Linked DNA regions of Homo sapiens: regions 2, 3 and 4 are each linked to region 1. Evidence: chromatin contacts called from ENCODE Hi-C or POLR2A ChIA-PET data. All regions are on one chromosome and are shown on one strand. Each heading gives the region's core, a stretch centred on a gene start or an enhancer-like site at or near the end of the contact. The rest is flanking DNA. Distances are from core to core; before and after follow the strand shown. Region 1 holds the start of QTMAN (queuosine-tRNA mannosyltransferase). Region 2 overlaps ARHGAP15 (Rho GTPase activating protein 15). Region 3 overlaps TEX41 (testis expressed 41). Region 4 overlaps TEX41 (testis expressed 41).

Region 1 (6,082 bases), core at 2,696-5,195:
CCTGGGTTCACACCATTCTCCTGCCTCAGCCTCCCGAGTAGCTGGGACTACAGGCGCCCTCCACCACGCCCAGCTAATTTTTTGTATTTTTAGTAGAGATGGGGTTTCACCGTGTTAGCCAGGATGGTCTCGATCTTCTGACCTCGTGATCCGCCTGCCTCGGCCTCCCAAAGTGCTGGGATTACAGGTGTGAGCCACTGCGCCCGGCCCAGAGCACCTGTTACTCTTATAGTTGTATATCTACTTGTTCTTCTCTGTCCCTCCTGAACAGAATGTAACCTCAATAGGAATAGGAGCTTTTTATTTTACTACTTTATCTCCAATACCTAGAATGGTGCTTAAAGATTAACAAAAATGTGCTGAATAATGAACTTTATAGATCATATCACTTCCAATCCATTCAACAGTATTCCTCCCTGTTTCTATATAAACATACCTTCCAGTCCACATATGTTGTTCTTACCGTCCATGGAATTTACTCTCTATTGTGTCAGGTGCTTTGAACTTTTTTCTTCAACCAGATTGTAAGCTTCTGAAAGGCAGAGGCCCTTCCCTTTTTATACTTTTCTAGGCTTCCACACCTAGCAGAGTTCTGAGTAGAAACATACCAAAGTGCATTTGGTACTTATTTAACAAACACTTATTGATTTATTTCCTATTGTAATATTATATGCTGGATTACTGAGCACTTTTATATCAGTGGGGCTGAAGTAGAAATAAAAATTAGCTGACCATAAAACACCAGCAGGGACAGGAGCAGGGTGAGCATTTCCTTTTTTACCTTCTAATTCTATTTAAACAGTAAACTACAGTTTTCTGGAATGAGTTTGTGACGATGAGGGTCTACCTTGGGAAAATGTCTGGCTTCCTTGTCTATCAATTTAGAGGCTGTACCAGTGAGTGTTGATCATCTTCCAACTCTAAGGTGCCAAGTTCTGTATGTCCTGTTATTGACTCCTGCTACAATCCTAAAGTCATCTTGGACTTCATTCTCATCTTTGATTCTTACATATACTCAGTGAACCCAAGTCTTTCCTTAGTTGCATTTACGACCAACGATTCTTTTAAATTCTATTTGCTTCATCAGAACTGGACAAGGCTATGGTCCCCCTGTCTTGTCCTCCTTTCCCCATTGCAAGTCCACCCAGATGATTTCCTATTAGAATAAATATCTCAGGCTCAAATTTAGGCCCCTTATCAATGATCCTACTCTATTATTTCAGCTAGTTTTCTGTTGTTTCTAAAATGAATCTCCTGTTTTACCTCAGCTGATCTCCTATCTTTTTCTTGGTTATTGATGTGCTTATTTTCTTCTTAACTTCTTTATTTAAGCAATTTCCTTTACCTTTTTTCTCCATAAGGCAACCTAAATTCTAAATTTCACTTTTTGTCCTTTTTTGTTGTTATTGTTAAGAAGTCTTCCCTTAATTTACATGGATTATTTTCCATCTTAAAATTGGTAATTTACAATCGAATCCTTCGTTAGTAGTGTTGAATTATCATTTTGTGTTTCATATTTTACCTTCCCGGTGATGCTGTAATTTTCTTGGCAATAGGGTCTTAATAATTCTTACAATTAGGCAAAGACCTTGTCACCACCGAGGATGAATGCATTTGGTTGGTTCATGGCTCCGGAGGTCTGGCCAGAATTGCCTGGATCATGCAGATGAACCCTGACTGAGATGAAAGTTGTGCAACAGGAATCCTTGAAACCAGTGGGACAAAACAGCTTCGACAGAAATACCTTCCTAGCTAATGCCAAGTGCAATTTTATACATCACTCAGACCATGTAGGCAAAGCTGCAAAGTCAAGGAATTTTGATGTTGAATAGCTTTATATAAGTGTTAAATATTAACATGAGCCAGATGCTGGCAGGTATGTGAGACAGAAAGTCTGAGTTTGAACCCTGGCTTTGTTTCCAATTAAGCTGGGTAATATTGGGTAAACAACTTACCCTCTCTGGGCTTCAGTTCTTAATCAGATTAAAAAAGATTTAAAAATTTTTTTCATTTTAAAATGAAAGGATTAGACTCCCAATTATTTTAAGAACCAGTTTAATTATAAAATTATGTAATTCTATTTTTAAAACAATGAAATGGCAGCCATAAACTTTAGGATTTTTCAGATATTGTGGTTCGATTTAGAATTTTTCCATTTTACAATGGGTTTATCTGGATGTAACCCCATGGTAAGTTGAGCAGCTTCTTATGACTTATGATGGGGTTATGGTTTCTACTGAATGCACATACATTTCATACCATCCTAAAGTTGAAAATATTGGAAGTCGAGGACCATCTGCTGTGTTGCTAGCATTAAATGCAATTTTGGCTTACAATATTTTTAACCTACATTGTGTTTATTGGGAAGTAACCCCATCGTAAGTGGAGAAGCATTTTGTATTTTATTCTGTGTAATAGGATTTACTAGTTTCATGTGTAGTCAGAACACTCACTTTCAGGTTTTGGCATTTACTCTTTTCTGTTTCTCAATTTGTGTGAAAGTGGATGGACAGATGGTTTATTAGGCTTTCAAATGCTTACAATGCTGTTGTTCAATTCAACAATGGTTTTAAACTTTGAATGTCCACACAGAGCTGGATTTTGTTTGGAACGGAAGATAGTTTCGACGCTTCAATTTAAGGATAAGAATGTTTACTCACATAACTTAAAGCAACTTGTGGATATAAGTACAAAGACCTAATCGATTTCCTTTATTTTGGTATGTTTCCTAATTCATTTCCACATCACAGCCTAACTCTTCCGAGTTGCAGTTTTAAAAATGAAGTTACTTAATAAACCAGACATCCAGTTATATTTGCATGTTTTGCCTTCACCAGAGTCATTTAACCTACAACCTCCTTCCAGATACAAAAACCTTTACTTTAGAAAGGATCCTTTACTTCATAAAGGAATTTAACGAAGGGACACATTCCTCACTTTACAGTCAAGAACACCTGGGACTTCCTGGTACTCTTTCTACTATGTATTCTATAAATAAAAGAGCTAAAGTGAAATTAGGTCGCAGCGAAAAAACATCCAACATTTGTGAATTTTAAGCCCCAACAGAAAATCCCATTCCTTGAAATTCAAGTGGCAATGAGAATATTATTGCATAAGGAAAATATAGATGGAACTATGCAAGTCAAATGATGGTCTCCACTGCTGTCGCTTTGCTTTGTGATTTTTAATTACTCAATGTGACTCTCCTCGTGTAAATGGGACCGCGAATATGCAATTATTGAATACTCAAACTGCATCAGAAGTGTGTGGAGTAGTCAGAACCGAAAGGACGGGAAAAATGGAGATAAAGGAAAGCATGAGCCTTGCCAGGAGGGAATCGAGGAGGTCCAGAAGGAGGGATATTAAGAGGCATTGGCAAAGCAGCTGTGGAGGAGCTCCGGGCTGCAGAGCAGGTAGAGGTGTCGGCAAGGGAGCCAGGAACCCGCACAGGGGCCCTGAGGCTCTAGTAGGCCGGGGAGTGGACCAGGAAAGGAGATGCAACGGGCCGGCTGGAAAACTGCACGGGGAATCCGAGGTCGACCTAATGAACAGCACAGACCTTCCAGAAGGAAAGAGAAGGTGACTATGCGAGCTTAGAACAGGACTAGGAGGTTGGGGAAAGAGTACGAAAAAGCTGAAAGGGCGGACAGGGTGCTGACGAGATGGGAAAGGGCGCACAGGGAGGTGGGGAGCAGTGCGAGGCCGGGGGACAGTGGGCAGGTGCGAGGAGCCGAGCCCGCGGGCTGGGGCGGAGCGATTCGCGCGGGCGGGAGCGCCGCTGACTCAGGGACCTCGCGCCAGCGGAGTCCGGGCGGCGCAGAGAGGCGGAGCCTCGATTGCGCGGGCGGGCCGAGGGGCGGGACCAGCGCCTGACGCGCCCGGAGGCCGAGGCGGCCGCGGGCCGGGAGGGGCGGCGGCATCCGCGGCGGCCGCGGGGGAGGGGCACGGCGTCAGCGCGTCGCCGGCTGGGCCGCGCCGGTGGCCAGGAGGGAGAGACAAGGAGGAGGAGGAGGAGGAGGTGAGTAGGCTCCGGGCTGGGGAGCCGCGCGGGCCAGCGGGGAGGCGGGGAGCGCGGCCCCTCCCCTCCCCTCCCCGGCGCCCGCCTCGCGGGGCCGCGCTGCGCGGAGATCCCAGAGGGGCAGCAGCGGCGGCTGCGGCGCGGGGAGCCGGGGGCGGGGGGTGTGGGGGAGGCGGAGCTGAGAGCCGCGCGCTTCCCGGGCGCACGCGCTGCGCTCCCTGCGCCGCCGTCCGCACCGCGCTCGGAATGGGGCGTCACGCCGTGGCATTTTGTGCCTTCTGCAAACTGGTCGTGTTCGAATTGCGTTTTTTTGGTGCCTACATGTCGTGCGTGCTGGTTTTCTGCGGCCCGGCGCTCCGCTTCTTCCTCGCGCAGGCTGAGAGGACGGGTGGGGGCACGTCGCCCTCGCGCGGGAGAAGGGAGGCCGGGCGTCCGGGTTGGCCTGAGTTGGCTGGGGTGCTTCGCCGACCACCAGGCTGCCCGGCGCTTGGCCCCTTGCAGTGCGAGCCCCAGGCCTTCCTGACGGAAAGCTTCGCTTCTGGCTCCTAGTCGCCCTCAGTTACCAGACCTCCCCAGCGCCCCACTCCTCTCTGCCAGCCGAGTGTGAAGACCCTCACTGTGCCCCCCACCCCGGAATCCCTCGTCTGAGGATTAAGCACATAACTTCCCATTTTCATCGGGATCCAGACAATCCCATTCTGTCCAGGTGGAAAGATTCTCTGAATTTAAGTCTTGGGAATGCAGCAGCGAAATTTAACCTTTAGTCCCGAAGTAGTTTTTTTGCCTTCTCTCGCACATACAACTTTTAGAGTCTTCTGACAACTGTGCTGCTTTAGGTTATCTTGAGATTCTTAAGTTAATGCCTTGAGGCCGTGTGATGGGAGTTTCAAAGAGAAGGCTTTTACAGCTTTTCTTCCACCTGTATCGCAGTTTGAAATGGAAAACGTGAGTTGATGATGATTTTCCATACGAGATGGATTTCAGTTTGCAGCCCCGGCTGCCGTGGCTCACTTGGTTATTTGGTGCCTACCCCTGAAGTTGATTTTAAAGCTTAAAATAGTGGTTAGGTAAAGGAGCTGCTGAAAAAGAAGTTCAGTACAATTCAATAGAGCCATTCTATTGGCTTCTATTAACGTGTTTAACCTTAAGCTTTAACCATGACAGGAGTTTCATGTAGGAACCCACATACCAAGTGAAATATTGAATTTTAATTAGTGCGTTCCAGGTCTGACTTGGATTAGATTCTTCTCGGCTCCCACTCCCTTTTGGTATACATTTTCCTTAGGGTCCTGTACTGTATTTAATGAAACAGTTTTAGTATTGAGGATTAGAGGAGTACCTCTTGAATCACGAAACTTTCTTTGACATGCTTGAAAACAATGAATAGGTAAAATCTGAAGCATGATACTTGCAATAAGGTAGGAAATAGTAAATTTTTTAACATCACCAGTTTGCAAAGGTTAAGATGGCTTCTTTAGTCTTGATTTGAAAATTGTGTTGGCATTTTAATCTTATGCATCACAGAAATACAGAATTTTCGATGTTTAAGGAACATTAACAGTATAATCCAATCCCATTATTTTATAGAGAAATTAAGAATCGAAGACAGTTTCTTGATGAGATTTAGCAGGAGCTGAATAGAACTAGTAGTCTTCATTAACTAAACACTTAACTAGGTAATTCAGACCTCTTGTACTAAAGTTTGTTTGATTATGGTACTAAAGTTTGTTTGATTATGGTATCTTAAAAAGCCAAGTAATTAAATGAAATTTTTTTCCTTAATTTATGATTTGGACCCATTAGATTAAAATGCCATGAATTGTACATAGTTAGGAAGTATTTACATTCTGTGAGTTTAAACATTACTTTCCAGTGTTTTTGAATTAGCAATTATCTTGCGCTTCAAGAATCGATTCATATTTTTGATTCGGATAGCCTACGTCACTTCCAGCAGATTGGTATTTTAAGAGTCTTAGAGTTATGGTGTATATAAACCGTGGTTTAGTCATGTGTCATTTAATGACAGGTATGTTCTGAGAAATGTGTACTTGTGGGAGCATCATA
Region 2 (6,335 bases), core at 235-2,734, 600 kb after region 1:
AATTTTTCAGCAAGATATGGGACATATGGTTAGTATTCAATAAGTTGTGTCTATTCGTGCTATTCTGCAAGAATCAAAAAATAATAAGCATAGCCTTTGCCCTAAATTCACTATGCTATATGCAAGCATCAAATTCACCTTTACAGCTATTCATAAGAAAGGCTATGAATTCAAAGTATGGAAAAGTCTCTGCAGTTAGGACCAGATCTCTGAATAGCAGATCTAAAAGAGCAGGATATTGAGCCAGGTCCTCTGAAGAAGTGGTAGAATCTGGGATAGGCAGAGAGCGCACAGAGGAACCTGAACTGGAGGGACGAGTGTGGAGAAAGTCCTAGAGAGGGAGATGTATGAGGCATGACTGGAATTGATGAGAAAATTCATTCATTTGGTGGAAAAGAAAAGCCTTCTTATATGGAGGTAATAGAGACCACCAGGCAGAGCTAAGAAAATGAAGCACCAACAATTTGATAGAAAAGGAATCTCTGTGATGGAATTACCCCCATTGGAAACCAGAAAATCTAACAACTCTAACTGTATTTAACGACCTAGAATAATTAGTCAGTTGGAGCTCAAATGCCTTCAAGGTAGTTTATTTCCATTTTCTTTCCACAATTTAAAGTAAATTTGGGTTATAGAACATGCAAAGTGGCTAGATGACTTGGGAAAGTCCCAAGTTTGCTCATCTTTGAAATGAGAGGATTGAGCAGTTTCCTTTCTAGCGTTTCACCTCTAAAACCAATAGACCATTTCCCTCTTAAAAATGAGGATAAAAGTCAACTATTACTCTCTATTGCTGCTCCACTTCTACTGGCCTCTTGGATGTCTCTGGTTAAACTCCCAGATGTCTGCAATAAATTCTGTGCACACTGAATCAAAAAAAAAAAAAAAAAGCCTTTTTCCCTTTTTTTTTTTTTTTTTTTTTTTTTTAAAGGAGTGCTCTAGGTGTTGACTGGACTGAAATTGCACAAAATTAAAAACAAAACCAACCCCTTCCCACACACCACCCAAACAAAAACCTTCTATATGTATCTGGAAGCCACTTTACTACTTCCTGATTTTTAGACTCAACAGTTACATTTTTAAAGAGACACTGCACTGTGGAATATAAACGTGTGAAATCTAAATACAAAATATAATGAAGCCCCTTGAACCAAGTCATGCAATGAGAAAATTTTAGGGCAGCCAGGCACTTTTGACTTTTGAACTCTATTTCTAGCTGTACTGCTGTTATTTGGTGGGTTTCGAGATGAGGCCAGCAACTTCCTAAGTGGCTTAGTTCACTCATTTTCAGAAGACACCCCTTATTCTCATGTTTGCAGCATCCTTCTTATAAGGGGCTTAGGATATTTAAGCCTCAACATTGTCCAATACGGAATAGTATACAGTCTTTATGAATTACCAGTTTGAAAGACAAAGAAATATTGCATACTTTTGTGTCAGCACGGGAAACACCCTTTTGTGAGTCACTCTCCAGCAAACTGAAAGAGACATACGATTACAGTGTGTGTCTAGGCCTTTCTAAGCCTCCAGCTCTAGGGACAATGAAGAACAGTAGAGGATGGTGGCTGGCACCAAGCACAGGTGACCAGAGAAATATCTTCTCACTTTGGCTGCGTTGTGGCAGCTCTTATTTTGGAATTTCTACTCTAGTATATGCCCAGTCATGTTACTAACAAACCCTTTTATATCTTCAAAGTAGCTTTCTATATATGGTGGTCTTTATCTTCTTTGAAAGCCATTCATTAGAACACTCCAAGTAATCTGATTTTCCTCTGTTCTCAATTCCTTGCCTCTTCTGTTTTTCTAAAGTCCAATTCCTGACCTCTATTAATACCTTTAGGACTCCTCTGTGGTCTTACCCCACTTTCTAGAACACATACTTATTTATGATTTCTCCCTCTCACCTCACAAAAAATCCCTAAACTTATACTTCTTCCAGAAAACTTCCTGGCTAAATGGAAGACTAGTCAAGATAACTTTCAACATGTACTTTCTAAAAATGCATTTAGTCACTTTGATTTAAGGCAATCTAAATCATTATTTCACTTGGTTTTCAATCTGTGTCTGCAATATCTCTGCTTTGCTGTGATCTATCTTAGCTTGTAACTTTGTAGAGAGAGCAGGATGTGTCAAATTCATTTTGAGAATGCCTTTGTAAGGTGAAAATTTGTTTTTCACAGATCTCATATTTATTGAGCACCTACTACATGCCAAGCACTGGACCAGCTTCTAGCATTACAGGGATGAACAATATATGTTCACCACTGTGGAAATCATCAAAAGCAGTAGCTGTTTCAATAGAAGTAGGCGTAATATGCAATGATGGTAAAGACTTGGAAAACAAAAGTGAATCGGACCAGGCAACAGCCCTGCTGAAAATGTGGGTGGCCAGTGAAAGTTTCTCTCTAAGGCCTTTTGACTTGATGAAAGACTGTATTAAATTGAATGTCAAGCAGATTTGACCCAGGAAATAATGACCAGTGAACAACAAGCAGAGCCTGATTGATTTCTACTTCCTGCATTGCTTAATAATCCTTTTAAAAGTGTTATTGTAGATGCCCTTGATTAGGGAAATGCATTTCCATTTTCTGAGCTGTAGGGTCTAAAACTGTGTTTGCTTTCTTGCTTTGTTCTTGCTTGGGTCCTTCATTTATCAGAACAATACTAACAAATGGCTCTTTTCTCAGGTATGTGAGCCGCAGGGGTAACTCAGACCTAAATTGCCTTTTCACTTTTTTTCTTGCTATGCATGCACATGCAAAAACGTCCACCTTCAGACTTTTTACTGGTACATCGCGGAGGAAACTTGAGTGTCGGTTTAAGTCTGCGTAACTGAGACCATAGCTCTGTGGCTTTCACTGCACTTCCCAGTGCTGAGTAGACTGCTGGGATTCCACAAATAAATAATAAAAATAATAATGATTTTTCAAGCATTTGGAAATGCTGAGTTGAAAGGTGTGGTGTAAGTGCAATGTTTTATTGTGAGAGTGGTAGCTCACGCATTATCTGCTCCTAATGGAGGGCGGCAGTAATGGAGAGGGAGGCACTTATGCCTCTAGACCGGGGTCCCTGAAGGCGGGGTGGGGCTCGGTCGGGCACTGTGGTAACACTTACTGTACACAGGAACTGCTTCCTTCCAGTCTAGCAAGAAGGTATGAGAAGAGTCATGCTGCTGCTTGTTCCCCTAAACCTTACAAAGTCATCATTGTTTCATTCCCATAGAGGATGTGACTGAAAAATCATACTAGAAGAATACTCCAGACTTACAAATATTAATTTAGGTTTTAGTTTGGGGCTCAAATAAATACATCATTGGTACGGGGCATGTCAACAGCTTGGATGTGAATATACCCTTTGTGTGTGATATGGGCTGAGTTATCCCACCTAACCCCACCCCAATTTATATGATAAGGCACCAGCTACCGTTAGCTCAGAATGTGACTGCATTTGGAGACTGGGCCTTTAAAAAGGTCATTAAGTTAAAAATAAGGCCATTAGGGTGGATTTTAATCCAATTTGACTGATGTCCTTATAGAAAGAGGAAATTTAGACTCGCAGAGAGACACCAGGGAAAAAAAGCACAAAAGTAAAACCACGTGAAGGGTAAAACAGCAAGAAGGTGGCCATGTGCAAGCCAAGGGGAGAGACCTCAGAATAAAACAAACCTGCTGATATCTTGACCTTGGACTTCCAGCCTCCAGAAGTGTGAGAACATAAATGGCTGCTTTTTAAGCCGCCTGGTGTGTCGTATTGTGTTATGGCTGCCCTAGCAAACTAACACAGTCTGGGATTATCCAGACTTCAGATTCACATTGAACACTGCAGTATAATATAGAAAAAAGATACACATTTTTAAAAAATTCAGTATAGTCTGAATGCTTTTCCAGCTAACTCCATAACTTTAATTATAAAACAAACGTAACCTGTGTCAAATTATGAATATGTTAACATATTGAATGAGGACAAGAAAAATAAGCACCAGATTTAGGCTCCATAGGCATTTGAAGGTAGAGTAAAAAAAATCTGGTTTCCTTGACCACATTGTCATAATATGCATATATAACAGTTTATTGAATCCAGGCTGTGTAGACAACCAGAAGAACTCTGTCTCCATACCATTACAATGCATGCCCACAACAAAGACTCATGGAGAACAGCCCCGTTCATTCGATCTGTCTGAGCCTTACCAACATGAGAGCTGAAAACCTTACCTCTGTCTAAAGTATATCTATGTAGCCATCCATAAGTTATTAACTGGAGTCCCTGGGCTCTGCTGCTGAAAATATTAATATATTCAAATCTCATTCTAGCTACTGCAAAAAACAGTACATCAGATAAATGCATTAATATCTTTCTTAAACAAAAGAACCTGAGGTTATTTTTTTAAAAGTTTCTTTCTTTTTCCTTGGACTCCCACTGAAATATAGGTGATATATGGCCGAATAAGGTAAAGCGGCCATCAGGTACCAAAGTGCAGGATTGACTGTATCTATAAAACTCTGTTTATTATACTTGAAATACAACACTCTTTCGTGTGAACTGTAGGCTGAGTACTGTTCATCACATCCAATGGCAGAAATGTTTTCTTTTTACTTTCTTAGACATTTTACCCAGTGGAAATGACATGTCCTCTAATTGCAGTTGATGCTACCTCTACCCTATCAATATTCTCACCTCATCCTAAGGGCTGGCTCTTTTGCATACAAGTACAGCCTCAGTGGAGTTGGAAGGCAAAGCTTTGCTGAGAACCAGCAAGCCGAGTGGAAAGGCTGGAAGAGGTTAGGGCAGTGATGGAGGGGGTAACTGAGACTTAGCCCTTTAGATCACTGCTCTGTGTCTGTGGATCCCAAGCTGAGATTTATATATCTATATAGTGACCAGCCTTTGTGCTATCCAGGTTTGCCTTTTGCTATTGGCTGCAGTTAAGGCCCTTTATCAATGACAGCAAACAAAGTAGGTGGTCTTCTACTTCTTTCTTGCAGCAGGAAAAAAATAGTGACATAATTTTTCACAGCCTGAAATAATTGTGGAGGTACAGATACTTGGTTAGGTTCACTATGAATTATTAGTGGAAAAGTGGGTCTCAGAAGTACGTTACATGTGAAATATTTTTCGTCACTTGAACATGTGCCGTCCAGAGCTGGCCCTGTTCTAGCCGTCACAGGGAACAAACATTTCACATTCACAGATGCTCCCAATTTGGTGTGGTTTGGAGTGTAATTTAGATCAAACGTCTCCATGTAAATGAGTCAGGGTTTCTTAATTAGGTGCCTCTAAAGCAAAACCTTGGACCACATCAGTAGGTGTGGGTGTGGTACCCACAATACTGGAATCTTTCCTATAGACCAGGCTCTCAGTATCATTCAAATAAAGCTTTTTTTTTTCTTTTTTTTTTGGTTGTTTTTTTCAGGCAGAGTAATAAATCTGCAGATGGCATAGACAGAAAGACGCTACTTTAGAAGAGCTGTCTAAAAACACTGCCTCTTTGGCAAATGCCTTAAAGTAGGTCATTCTGCTGTGATTTAGCTTTTTCTTTAAAATTGATTGCCAGCTTTTTGTTCCCATTACAAGTAGGGTGCATTCCAGTCCACAGACTTGTTCTTAATTTTTCCAACTGGTATTTGTTTACTAGGATTTGCAGATCTTCATATGAAAATGGCCAATACCCTGTCACAGTGCTAATCATGCACTTGACCACAATGCGAAATGGATCCTGGTGATAATCTGGCAATGCTGAAATATTAAATGCCTTAAACACCCAGTCTTCCCACAGCAAAACTGCATTGATTTATATGGGTAGGTTTGTTGAAATAATTGTCCCATCTTTTATACATGCACAAAGAAGAGGTGACAGGATGTAAATGGAAAACTTTTACAAGCCATATAGCTGTTTGTATAGATATTCAGGTTATCTGCTTTTATACTTGTCATTGTTTGTGTTTTTTATAGGGGGAAAAATCATTTGGTCCCATTTCCTCATCGAGGCTTCGGGATTTACATGCTGAACCCCCACCGGCATTAATGAGTTACCTGCATAAATTCCCTGGCAATCGATGGGCACATAGACCTTGTTTTGTTATATTAATTATTCCTCACAGAACCTTGACACTGACATTAAATGAGTCCTTAAAAAATCTTGAGGAAGGTCTTAAGGTATCTTTTACTGTTCAAATATTAGCATTGCCATAACTATGTCTAAGGCATTATTCATTTTGTGGAACCACAGGGAAGGAGGGGTTGTGATAAGAAAAAAGGAAGGGCACAGGGAGTGAACTTTCTGGTCTTAACTCTTTATTGCCTAGGGGCCAGTTTTCTGAGAACAAGTTATAATCCTC
Region 3 (5,958 bases), core at 752-3,251, 670 kb before region 1:
TTACCAGATACAGCAGAGGTGTCCAACAGAAATATAATACAAGCCACAAATGTAAGCCAAATAAGTCATTTTAAATTTTCTAGTAGTCACATTTTTAAAATGTAAAAGAAACATGAAATTATGAGAGCACATTTAATTAACAAAATTTTATCTAAAATATTATGAGTTCAACATGTAACCAAAATGATGATACAAAGTCTTGTATAAATTATGGGGGTTGTAGCAGTCTGGCCATATCATTAATAGCTTAGAGTGATCAGCTGAAGAAGTAGTCAGTCCCACCTTGAATGTTAAAAAGCTGGGATTCTCAAGGAGGGGGTGGCAGAATGCGAGAACCAGGGGTGGGAGTCAGGATCATCTCAGAGAACTTTCTAAAAGAGCATGTAGAGATAAAAAGCATGTGTGATTTGAAAAAAAAAAAAATCCAAAACAATTTATAAGTCACCCTCATTTCCTTCCTAATTTGAGATCCAGAGTGGAAAAGAGAATTCTTCCAATGGGAATGGATAATTAATAAAAATTCTTCCACTTCCAATACTCAAAGACTACATAATATAGAAGCTTGGCATCCTCCCAGCTCTTTCATAAATCATCCCACATTATGCAACACTTATTTTTCCAAATAGAGGTAAAAGATTACATCCTTAAGGTCCATTTTATCTAAATGCATCCCTTTTGGCCCAGTGTGTAGAACATATCTAGATTAATGATTGAGGGCATCTAACTATGAAATGAATCACTATTACCTTTCCTTTTTCCACCCCCCCTCTCTCTCTGTTGGCTTTTCTCTAGTACAGGATTTTTCACAGGACAACAGCTTTTGATTTGGACTTTTAACCTCTTTGGATTGAAGTAGAGAGAGGGCATATTAGAACAAAATTTATGGAGAAATTCAAAATTAAATATCAAAGTGTAGGCATGAATGTGTGGGACAATTTTGATTTGTATTTGCTTTCCCACACCATTTTGTATCCCATGGTAGAGGCTGTCATGAGTAGGGAAGTATTCCAGTTAGTGGAACAACGGCCTGTGAATTCATATATTGGCAACATCTTAATTCTGTTCTGTGACTTAATCTCTCTAAGATTTACATTGTAAAAACAGTAATCTAGACATTTCAGGGTTGCTTGCTATCTAAAGATGTAAAAAACAAAAGTACACAAATGAATGGTTTCAAAATGCTTTTGAAAAATAATGTAAACATCACCAAAAGGTTTTGTTTTTAATTGTCAGATGCTTTCTTTCTCATTTTCAGATGATGACAAACACAATGGCAGACACTCAATATTTCTGAGAGTTTTTTAATATGCAAACTTTTTGATTTGAACATTAAGAGTTTGATAGCACACAATAGCCTCTGTGGCTTTAAAATGCCTTAATTATTTTAAATACAAATGTAAAATTCAGACACCTAGTGTTACTTAAATGCACCCAGGTTTCTGTGGTTTAATAATAACATCTGTTTTGGTTTTTCAACCACAAAAGTGCATTTAATCTGTTCTTCCTTTAGTTGAACTTTTCACATCTGCTTCGGCTCGGTTCCCATAAGCTAAAGACCAGATCTTTTCCAAAAGTAGGAAGTCTACCTGTACGACTGTTGTTCTAGCTCAAAAGATCTGTTTTTAATACCAGCTGAAGATTTCAAAAGAATAACAAAAATAAACTTCTTACCCATAATGCACTTCTTATGCTTTTTGGCTTACATATCAGTGCGGTCATTTTATGAATGCAATACTGCCTGGACATTTTAAATTAAAACAGTGAATTGTCAGATCACACATGCCCAGGTAGTCCCTGATCTCTTAAGTTTTTTAATCATGGAAAAAGAGTGTATTCTATTAAGTTAATTTTTCATGAAAAAGTTATACTAAGGATGGACAGTGGCTTAAAAACCTCAGTGGTTTTTTTTGGACACACACTTAGTGCTTATCTGAATCCCATGGGTCCTGAAAAGTAGGCCGGAAAATGTTGCAAGGACAACATTACTTCACAGATTTTCCACAATTGTTTGCTGCCTCCGAGGCTTCAGCTCTTATAACCAATCCTAAGAGACCTATCTAAAATCAGAGACTGTGAAACCAAATCCTAATAAGCGTCTTTGAAAACCAACCAAGGTGCTGAGATGAAACACATTTTTCTTTACGTATGAATTTTGGTAGAGAAAATTATTGAATAAATGAGTGCCTGGGTTAGATATGTGATAATTGTTTTTCTCAAGTGGAAAGATTGACTCTCTTTATCAGCATTCACAAGAGATTGAACAAAGCTGAATATTCAGTCTTTATTTGGACAAGATTTAATTGATATCAAGTTAGTCTAATTATTTTATTTTAGAAAGTTATTTTGAATATGTGAGATGCACATAATTATATATTTTTCCTGATGTATGATTATGTAATTATACGTGGTCCTGTTTACAGGACAGAGCAACACAGCATGCTGCAATTAGTAGGTGTTCAACTCATGTTTGGTGAATGAGGCCTAATGAGGCAATATAATGGAGAGAGCCCGGTAGACTACCTTTGTCGATGCAAACAAGATGATTCTGTGATTTGAATAATTTCCCAATGTCTTACGTAAATAGGAGTTGTCAGCAGGGGTGATTCAACTTAATTCAAAAAATATTTACTGATTGCATGACATGTGCAAGTCACTACAATAAGCAGAGTAACAAATACAGGAATAAGCATGAGTTTTACAAAGTTAAAGTAGCAAATTATGAAAAATGCCTTAAGAAAAATAGCAAAACACTGTTATGGTGGAAATAGCATTTGAGACAGGCCTTGAAAGAAAAGTCATCAAAATTTGGAGAGTGTTGAATACGAGAGTTTTGAACGAAAGGTGAGAAAGAAAGTGATCTGGTAAGACAGCAAAAGATTTCAGGTCTAGAGAACATAATTAGGAAAAGTAGAGAATGACAAGCAGTTTCATTTGTCTCATGGACAAGGATAAAGATAGAAGAGTAGCCTGGTGGTATGCTATGGAACACTTTAAATGCTCTGCCAAGGAGCAGGCACATCATATAGTAGACAATGAGAGCCTGAATCTTCAAATTAGGTTTTCTTAATGGTATTCAAATATTTACCACAAATTTCCATCATTTTGCCAGCAAAGACAGATCTAAACAAGTACATTTTTTTCCAAACTTGGTCAAAATCATTTGGTATTGCTCTTAAATTTATTTTTCATTTAAAAGATAAGTCGTGGAGGGGGATATCTGTCAAATTTTCTGAACCTTACATTCATTGCTGGGCTTGAAGATAAAGCATAAGAGGTCCTTTTACAGTTCACGCAGAAGAAACAGTCTCTGGAAGAGAGAAGGAAACCCTTAAAAATATGAGTAGAAAAGCCATTTGTGGAACTTCTTGCACCCAAATACTCAAAATTAAGTGCTATCAAGATCTATTTGACTATTGGCAATTCTAAGAAGAAGGCTCCCTATATAAACCATTAGTTAAATGACAGTTATTGAGATTTTTATTTAATGACAAGGAGGAAGGAGAATATGACACAAAATAAGACAAAGACTTTTCCTGTGTGATTTTGGATCTAAGCACTTATTTATAACTATTGTAAATATAACTAATATTTTGGTCACTTTGTTGAGAGAGTCATAAAATCAACTCTATAAATATTAATTGAGAAAAGCACCACGATGAAATTTTTCAATGCTTTAACATAACAGTGATGGGATGTTGAGAAATACGGAATTTTGTTTTGTTTTGTTTTCATCATGATGCTACACAGACAGAATAGGGATGTACATAGCTAGGTGTGTCTATCTGTGTGTTATAGACACATACACACATAAAGGAAATATAATTTTAATATTTCTGCCAGTCTGAGATTAAATAGAGTGATATGGGTCACACCCTCGGTGGTTCTTTATTTACCTTTTATGGGGACATGACAATGTGGATGGAATATGGAACAGAAAGGAGAAAAAGATTTAGTATGCTCCAAATGTCCCAAACCAGCTTGTTATTATTATCCCTATATCTTCTTCACTCCAACCTGACCTGCTTCCAGTATTATCTCCCATCTACTGAAGAATATAAAGCAATGCTCATGACTTCCGGCCCTATATCCAACCCAACATAATGCCTTACACCTTTACTCATGAAGTATTTTTCAATTTCAATTCTATCACCAATTCTACCACCCTAATCCAAGCCACCACTGTGCCACATGTAGAGGCCCGTGATAGTACATTATCTGTTCTAGTTTCACCCCCCCACCCCAACCCTTCTCCAATTCATTTTCCATGCAGCGGGCAGATGGCTATGATCTTGTCACCACCCACTACCTATCTCTATCCCTTGCTATTGCTCTTAGGATGTTTCTCACTGTTGTACCTATTCCATTTAGCTATGATGGAATTAAATTTATTTTAATTGCTGTGCTCAGATGGGAAGAAAGACTGATAAATAATGAGATAAATGAGGGAACTGGAAATATTCAGAGATTGGTCATTTTGCTTTTATGCCCTGAAGCAATGATATTTCACATTAAATAAATTTTTTTAAAAAAGGCAGTTTCTTCTCCAGGGCAACATTATCTTTGTTTTTTTATAGAGTTCCCATGATTACTCATTGGTTTGGTATTCTGGAGTTTGTGGACTTTATTCAGAATATGAGAAACCTAATTCTTTATAAGTCAAAAGCAAGTACTGAAAATTTAATTCATAAAGAAAAGAGTTTTCCACATATTTTCACAGGCTTCCTTAAAAATCTTCCCCATTTTGCTCGTCACAGTACTTCCAGAAGGGATCGTGTTATTACGCAAGATTTCAAGTAGGGCTGCTATTGAGGAGGCTACCTGGACTCAATTTTTAACTTTATATTTCAGAATTCCACCATGTGTTTTTCCTTCTCATAAAGGATCAAAACCACATCATGACAGAACAATCTGTGAGAATCATAGGCTTTTAACAAGGAAGAAACGGATTAAAAAATACTTCACGCCTTATTAAAGAAATCCCTATGTTCCTCAAAAGCACTTTTTAGCATCTTATTAGTGGCATTTGATCTGACTGACATATTGACCAGTAATTGGAGCAGAAGATGGATCTATTCCACTTAGATCACAAAGGGAATAAAAATTTTGGCTGTAAATTCAAGACGGACAACTTCCAAATAATTTCTTTAGAATAACTCCCTATAAAACAGCCTTCTAAGTTGTTCTAGATACATCGTCAGATTCTTTAATAAATCACTGGCCAATAGGTGAACCTTATTGTTTTTATTTGGATTTGGAAATAAACCAAAATAGGATTGATCTGAAAGTGAAAGTGACTTTAAATGCCCACCCTCTACTCATATCAATAGAAAAATCTATATTGGTAGCTAAAACATTATTGGATAATATTTTGTTGTTGTTCGGCTTGTGTTTTTTCTTTTTCTTTTTTTTTGTTATCTCACCACTCACACATTAACTTTCATTGGTTTCAGTATCATATTCTCATTGAGTAACTGCTTCTCAAGTTGGAATGAGACAGTTATTTCATCATTTTCTAAAATTTCTTAAATAGCCAAATAGCTCTAACTTTAACACAATGATAAATGTTTCACTATTTCACAATTATGTGAAACAACAAGCTATAAACCAACGAAGCATCTACAGAGCATACTCAAATATTTCGTTTGTAACTATACTAAAAAACTCTCATTATCTAGATCACTACCAATATTAATTACTGACTTGCATTTTGTGGTTTTGTTTTTATTGTTTAAAGAATAAGGGGAAAAGGCCGGGTGTGGTGGCTCATGCCTGTAATCCCAGCACTTTGGGAGGGTGAGGTGGGCAGATCACAAGGTCAGGAGATCAAGACCATCCGGGCTAACACAGTGAAACCCCGTCTCTACTAAAAATACAAAAAATTAGCCAGGCGTGGCAGTGTGCGCCTGTAGTCCCAGCTACTCGGGAGGCTGAGGCAGGAGGATGGCGTGAACCTGGGAG
Region 4 (5,617 bases), core at 310-2,809, 610 kb before region 1:
CACCGTTTGATGTGATTTATTTGGCGGTCTCTCTGCATTTGTAGGCAGCAGATTGTAGCTGTTTATGAAGTGACAAATGGTACTCAGTGACAATGAATGACTTCTCTAATCAATTTAACTTGTCTAAAAAGTGGTCATGAATTGTGGTATTCATCAAATGTCAGTGAATACAAAAAAGATTGAACTTCTTGTACTAAAAACATATATTCCAAATATAGACCAAAAAAGTGAGAGAAATGAGTGATGAAATTGGTTTGTTTAAATAATTTTTAAAGGTGTTTTAAAAACAAAATTTTAAAAGTGTTTCACGCAAAGATTTTTTTTCAGAGAAGTGCTATATTTTATTGATTGGAGAGAGATTTTTTTCTTGTCCAGTTTTATTTTGCTGAAGGGTACATAATTATCTACATAAATGCATAATTCTCTGGTGGAAAAATAAAAACAACTGGGTTTGTCAGTGAAATAATTGAGACTCTTTTCATATAAAAAGCCTTTTAAGCTTATGATTTCAGTATTGACTAAAGTTTTCAATTATTGTTTCACCCTTTTAAATAAAACTATTTGGGTCTAAGTGACTTTACTGATGAATTTATTGAATTCATTGTGAAATATTTAAAAATAGTAATCTATTATGAATGGGTTAGATCACATAACCAGAGGTTGTTTACCTTCAACATTTGAGAAACACACATATTTTTAAACTTACATGTATTTCAAATAAGACTTTTGTCTCACACATATATCTAGTATACAGTGGAATAAAGTCATAAGCTGAGTTAACCTTATACAAGTATATTTACGTATGTATTTCAACTTATTAGATGTAGGTAGTCTTTTCCATACTTAATACAAACCACTACTGCTATAAGCCAAGAATGATTTTTTCCTATCTCTGTATTATTCAAATTTATTAAACAATATTTCACATTTGTTTGACACAATGTCAAACTCAGGACTCCTAAAGAACTGCTGTAGCTTTGGAACTGTTATGCTTTCTTGGACTTTAATCATTTTTGGCAAGGCTCCATTTCCTGTCAGAAAGTGAAACAGCTTTGGAATGTCATTTTCACGAAAGAAAACAGAGAGAATCCGAGAGGAAGTTCTCCTCCACTCCAGATCCCCTAAGATACTCAAACATGCTCACAGGAGGGCTGGAATACATCAAACATTAGCAGAGGGAAAAGGACACAATTTTCCCACATTAAAATACATGGATAAAGTTGAACTTCTGCTAAAAATAGTTCCCATGACTAATCCTATTAAGTTTAAAAAATTGGGCAGTATCCTCCCTGAAGCAGAATTACTCTCTGCCATCACACTCTGCTGTTCCCCCACACTCCCCAAGCCAGCAGGCCCTCAATATTAGGCCCTCATCTTTCCCTCTGTAATGACATTTGGGGAAAAGGGAGAAAGAAAGAGATCGAACAGTGCCTTTTATTCAGGTCTCAGATATCAAAGGAAACCAAAAACAAGATATAAAACTCAAAATTATCTCAGAATACCAACGATTCGAAAGAGCAGTGTACTGTTCTCAGTAGATCTGCAATGTTTTCCCACTGGCTCTTGGACTCACTCTGTGTCCCCAGGGAACAATGAGATTGCAGAAAGCAAACGAAGATTACTCTGAGATATTCCACTTTAAGGCCTAGAAATGGATTCACAAATTAAGCAGCAAAATGAAAAAGTCTCTCCTCTTTTGGACTTGCAAGCCTGTGATTTTTGCCGCATGTGACAACCTCATTAAGGAAAAGGAAGAGATTTAAAAGGATCCCTGAAAAAGGCCAACCAAGCTAAAAGATTCTGAACCCAGTACACATGTTGTTATCCAAAAGAGAGAAAGCCATCGGTACTCTCCCCATCCTGCAGTTCACACGGATAATCCATGTTACTCTGGTCTTTTAGAGGCGCAGATACAGGAATATAAAGGAGTCTCTGCTGAAGGAGTCATTAGGTACCATGATATTGGCATATGTTAGCTAAGTGATTAGCAAGGGTGAGGTTCAGCTGCAATCAAACCTAAACCCAGCTGATGCCATTAACATGCTGGATCTAATGAACACCACAGACCACATTAAAGTGGAGATAGCAAAATGACAATAGTAGAATGGCTTTTAATGAAATTATCAATCCAAGAAAGGAGGGAGATAGATGTCATCTAAGAAACCTTTGTAAAATCACTGGACAGTCACTTACGTAAGCACTGCTTTGAAAGGGCAGGCAGGTAACCCACCCCTAATTGTCAAGAGATGCTTTAGACATTGGGGTTTTTTAAGCAAAGTGGTGCATCTTTCTAGTTCTGCATTAGCATGCTCAAAGTGAATTGACCAACTGATTTGGACCAACTGATTCCACACTGTCTCACTACAGTGTGCAAATGCCTCCAGCTACATAAGTCATAAAGAAAAGATCTTTTGTTATAGATCTTAAATAGAATTGCACATGCTTGAGCTAATCCATAATTCACAGCCACTTAAGGGTTGGATCTTATCTGTATATATGCATATCATTGAAAACTGTGACCTAGAACTCCATCAATGTGTAGTTTTGTCCTGAAAAGATCCCTTTACCTTAAAGCTAACCACATTTTTCAACTTGCCTTGCATGTAAGAAAGTTTCAGGTTAATAGTTGCCAAAGCAATTGAGATGGAATTTTTTTGAAGTTTACCAAAAGAAAGTAACTCTCTCAGGTTCACAGGCTCTAGAGTGAGTAGTTAAGAATGTGGGTACCGTAAGCCACACTGCATAGGTTTAACTCACAGCTCTGCTCCTTACTAATTCAAAGTTGTAGTTTTTGTGACTAGACTAAGGCAAGAGAAAAATAAAGCATATAGACAAGGAATGATTGAAAGCAACAAGAAGTGTTTTCTCTTCCTCCTTTGGGTGCCAACCCTATAATTCCCGCAATGCTGAACTCCAGTTAGTTAGTGAGTGAGTTATTTAGTTCGTGAGTGAATTATTTAGTTCGTGAATGAGTGAGTTTTGGCGGTGGCCTTCTATGGACATACATGGCTTGTCCTCTCCCTGAACCATCAAATCTGAATCACTGTCTCCTGGGAGCAGCAAGATCCAGGAGACTGTGAATTCAAACTTTCAGAAACTTTGCACAAAGCATGTATGTCAACAAACAGAAATAATTAGCAAGGATGAACCATCACTCTTTAAAGCAGGAACATTCCACATCTAGAAAGGTTGTAATTTTAGAAGCCATTTATAAAAGTTTTGGGGCAGCATGACCCAAGCTCAGAGGACTTCAGGTTTCTATTTAAAGCACCAAATCACAATAGACATTTGATTTAAATTTTTATTTTATTTTACGTTCCGGGATACATGTGCATGACGTGCAGGCTTGTTATATAGGTAAACGTGTGCCATGGTGGTTTGCTGCACCTATCAACCCATCATTAATTTTAAAATTTAAAATAAGCAAAGGAGTTGTCATTTTTGCAACATAGGGTATAGGTCTGATTTTAGTCCATGTGGATTCACAGCCTCTCAGACTCCTGAGAAAATATAAGCCCATCTCTCTAGTCTTAGGGGTGCTAGCTGCAATTCAGATTTCTGTGTTCTAATTCTACTGTACTGCTGGCTAACTGTGCAACTGCTTAGTTTATCTTTCTGTGCTTCCGTTTCTTTCACGTGAAATGGGGATAATAATCTCAATTACCTCATGGGGTTATTTTAAGGACTAAGTGATATAGTAAGCATTGAGTCCCTAAATCACTGACTAGCACACACAAAACCCACAATAAACATTAACTGTTGTAATTTGTTGTGGTAGATATCATTGCAGAGGTTTATCATGTCATGTGTAACCTTCTTAATTCCTGATTCCTAGTGACCAGTTCCTCTTTTCTTGTGCCTATACCCACATCAGCTAAACTCTGTTACAAATTCCAGTATGAGTTTTATTTCTTCAGGTCTTCCCTAATTCCTCCTCATCATAATGGCCCTAAATCTTTTTAGTAATCCAGTAAAGCCATCATCTCCTGTTCATCTCTCTGCTACTTGCTCTGTCCTGTTTCTCTTCTCGATGGGACTAATTTCTTTGGTCACTGACTATCAGCCTTGGTGTCCCTAAATTCAAAAGCCAGGCTTTGTAATCTAAGAGAAACTTTTCTGCCGCATAAACATGTTTGGGTTTATTGGCCAGCTGAGTTCGCCAGTAAATGACTGCAACTCTACTTACTTTTCATGGTTGCTTTTGTGTCGTCTTCTTTGTAAGCCCAGCACTGAGGGCTACACCCAGAGTGCAAAGGAATGCCTGTAGGCAGATAGTCACCAAAGATGACTCTGACGAACAGCTTGCTGCAGCTCTAATGGTGAGACATATAAAATGCATCATACATTAAATTTAATGTTGCCTCATTAGTCTCAATTAGTTTCCTACATTACACCAGGATTATGGTTTCTCCGTGTTTATGTTTTCTCCTAAAAACAAGTCTACCCCAGATAATGCTTCAGTATACTTTTTAAACCTTTGAATAAAAATGTCCAGTAATGGATTAATATCAATAACAGTCTTGATCTTAAAAAAAAAAATCCCCAAGGAAAGGCAAACTAAATCATCAAATTTCTAAAGAGTTTCATGTCATGCATAAAGCCTAAAAAAGAAGTCCTGGAATTTTACTTCTTTATTTTACTCAGGAATAAACTTAAAAACTGCAAACATTTGTTCACTAAGAAAAGTAATTGCCCTATTATTTTCTTTATTCCCCTTTCTATCATTATGCATAATATGTGGTATGTTTTTTCGATAAAAGAATAGTTGCTTCCCTCCTCCTCTCCTCATTTCAGTTTAACTTTTCCTTTTATTGGCATCTATCATGAAGACATACCGCATTCAGTATCATCATAGCTATTAAAGAAGAAAGGGACTTGAGAAACGATGGAGAGCAACCATTTTTTAATAATAAAGAAATTGAAGCTCAGAGGTTTTAGAAACTTGTGGAGTCCTGTAGGTAAGTAATGGTGCAACCATGACTAGAAGAGAGGTGCTCCGGCCCACAGTTCATCATATATGTGATGGCTCCACAATGAATGTGAGGATGTAAACTGCTGTCATGGCCCAGTGCACCCTGCAATGCAGGCCTCTCCACCCATGGACTCTGAGTTCACATCTTTGTGCAACTGCCTTTTCTGAACAGACTGAAATACCTGTTGCTTGGCTTCATTTTTATGAGTAATTACACACTCATAAAAAGAAAAGCCAGGAAAATACAATGAAAACAGGTTTATTTAAAAAATGTCTTCAGTTGTCTGTCAGTAGGTAATGAAATGGTTGGAATATGGAAGTCCTGAAAGGCTACGTTTCATTCCTACCTATATGCTAGTAACGTAAGGATTATAATGAACATTAAACAATAGATTTGAAGGAATTCAGTCCTGCTGTAGATTCAGGACTAACTACTTTCTTCTCCTGTTATAAAAGGACAGAATTATTTCTTATCTTGTTCTCCTTGTCTCTCTGGGTTTCCCACAACCCTCTGGCAATTTCTGAGATGTGGCCAATGCACAGCAAAGCCTCATCAGGGAGGAAAATAATCAAGAAAGGAAAATATCAAGACGTAGGGGCCAAAGAAGGAAACAGTGAGGGAGTGAATAGGAGAGAAAAATACTC

The links. A loop is a pair of places that touch in the nucleus more often than their neighbours do. ChIA-PET counts read pairs that join two places held with the same protein, here RNA polymerase II (POLR2A). Pooled maps may share reads with other maps.
Region 2: a pooled map shows a loop between it and region 1 (4-fold over the local background). The contact joins the enhancer-like site here to the promoter of QTMAN in region 1. A Hi-C loop is called at or near these places in 2 of 37 single-sample maps with no recorded cell type and 8 of 50 pooled maps.
Region 3: a loop to region 1 is called in a map of cardiac septum, with 5 times the contacts of the local background. The contact joins the enhancer-like site here to the promoter of QTMAN in region 1. A Hi-C loop is called at or near these places in 1 of 168 maps with a recorded cell type or tissue (cardiac septum) and 4 of 50 pooled maps. POLR2A ChIA-PET finds 5 or more read pairs at or near these places in 1 of 52 experiments (PC-9).
Region 4: a map of ascending aorta shows a loop between it and region 1 (2.4-fold over the local background). The contact joins the enhancer-like site here to the promoter of QTMAN in region 1. A Hi-C loop is called at or near these places in 3 of 168 maps with a recorded cell type or tissue (A673, ascending aorta and mammary epithelial cell) and 7 of 50 pooled maps. POLR2A ChIA-PET finds 5 or more read pairs at or near these places in 1 of 52 experiments (PC-3).

The regions. Positions count from the first base shown.
Region 1 is chr2:144,330,375-144,336,456 of GRCh38, reverse strand. QTMAN (queuosine-tRNA mannosyltransferase) reads left to right here and starts at 3,945. Exons shown (of 12, transcript NM_001376312.2): 1 at 3,945-4,018. RefSeq lists an enhancer at 3,312-3,889 and a silencer at 3,671-4,270.
Region 2 is chr2:143,725,485-143,731,819 of GRCh38, reverse strand. All of the region lies in intron 13 of ARHGAP15 (Rho GTPase activating protein 15), which reads right to left. The region is part of intron 4 of ARHGAP15-AS1 (ARHGAP15 antisense RNA 1); the gene reads left to right. Among named protein-coding and RNA genes, the nearest start is that of ARHGAP15-AS1, 47 kb to the left of the region's middle. RefSeq lists an enhancer at 2,286-2,906. Within about 2 kb of position 1,484, at least 2 of the 41 ENCODE cell types and tissues checked have a DNase peak (open chromatin) inside an H3K27ac peak, as active enhancers do.
Region 3 is chr2:144,995,250-145,001,207 of GRCh38, reverse strand. All of the region lies in intron 3 of TEX41 (testis expressed 41), which reads right to left. Among named protein-coding and RNA genes, the nearest start is that of LINC01966, 120 kb to the right of the region's middle. Within about 2 kb of position 2,001, at least 4 of the 41 ENCODE cell types and tissues checked have a DNase peak (open chromatin) inside an H3K27ac peak, as active enhancers do.
Region 4 is chr2:144,934,053-144,939,669 of GRCh38, reverse strand. The region is part of intron 3 of TEX41 (testis expressed 41); the gene reads right to left. Among named protein-coding and RNA genes, the nearest start is that of LINC01966, 55 kb to the right of the region's middle. Within about 2 kb of position 1,559, at least 6 of the 41 ENCODE cell types and tissues checked have a DNase peak (open chromatin) inside an H3K27ac peak, as active enhancers do; they include A673 and PC-3, where a contact is called at or near this core.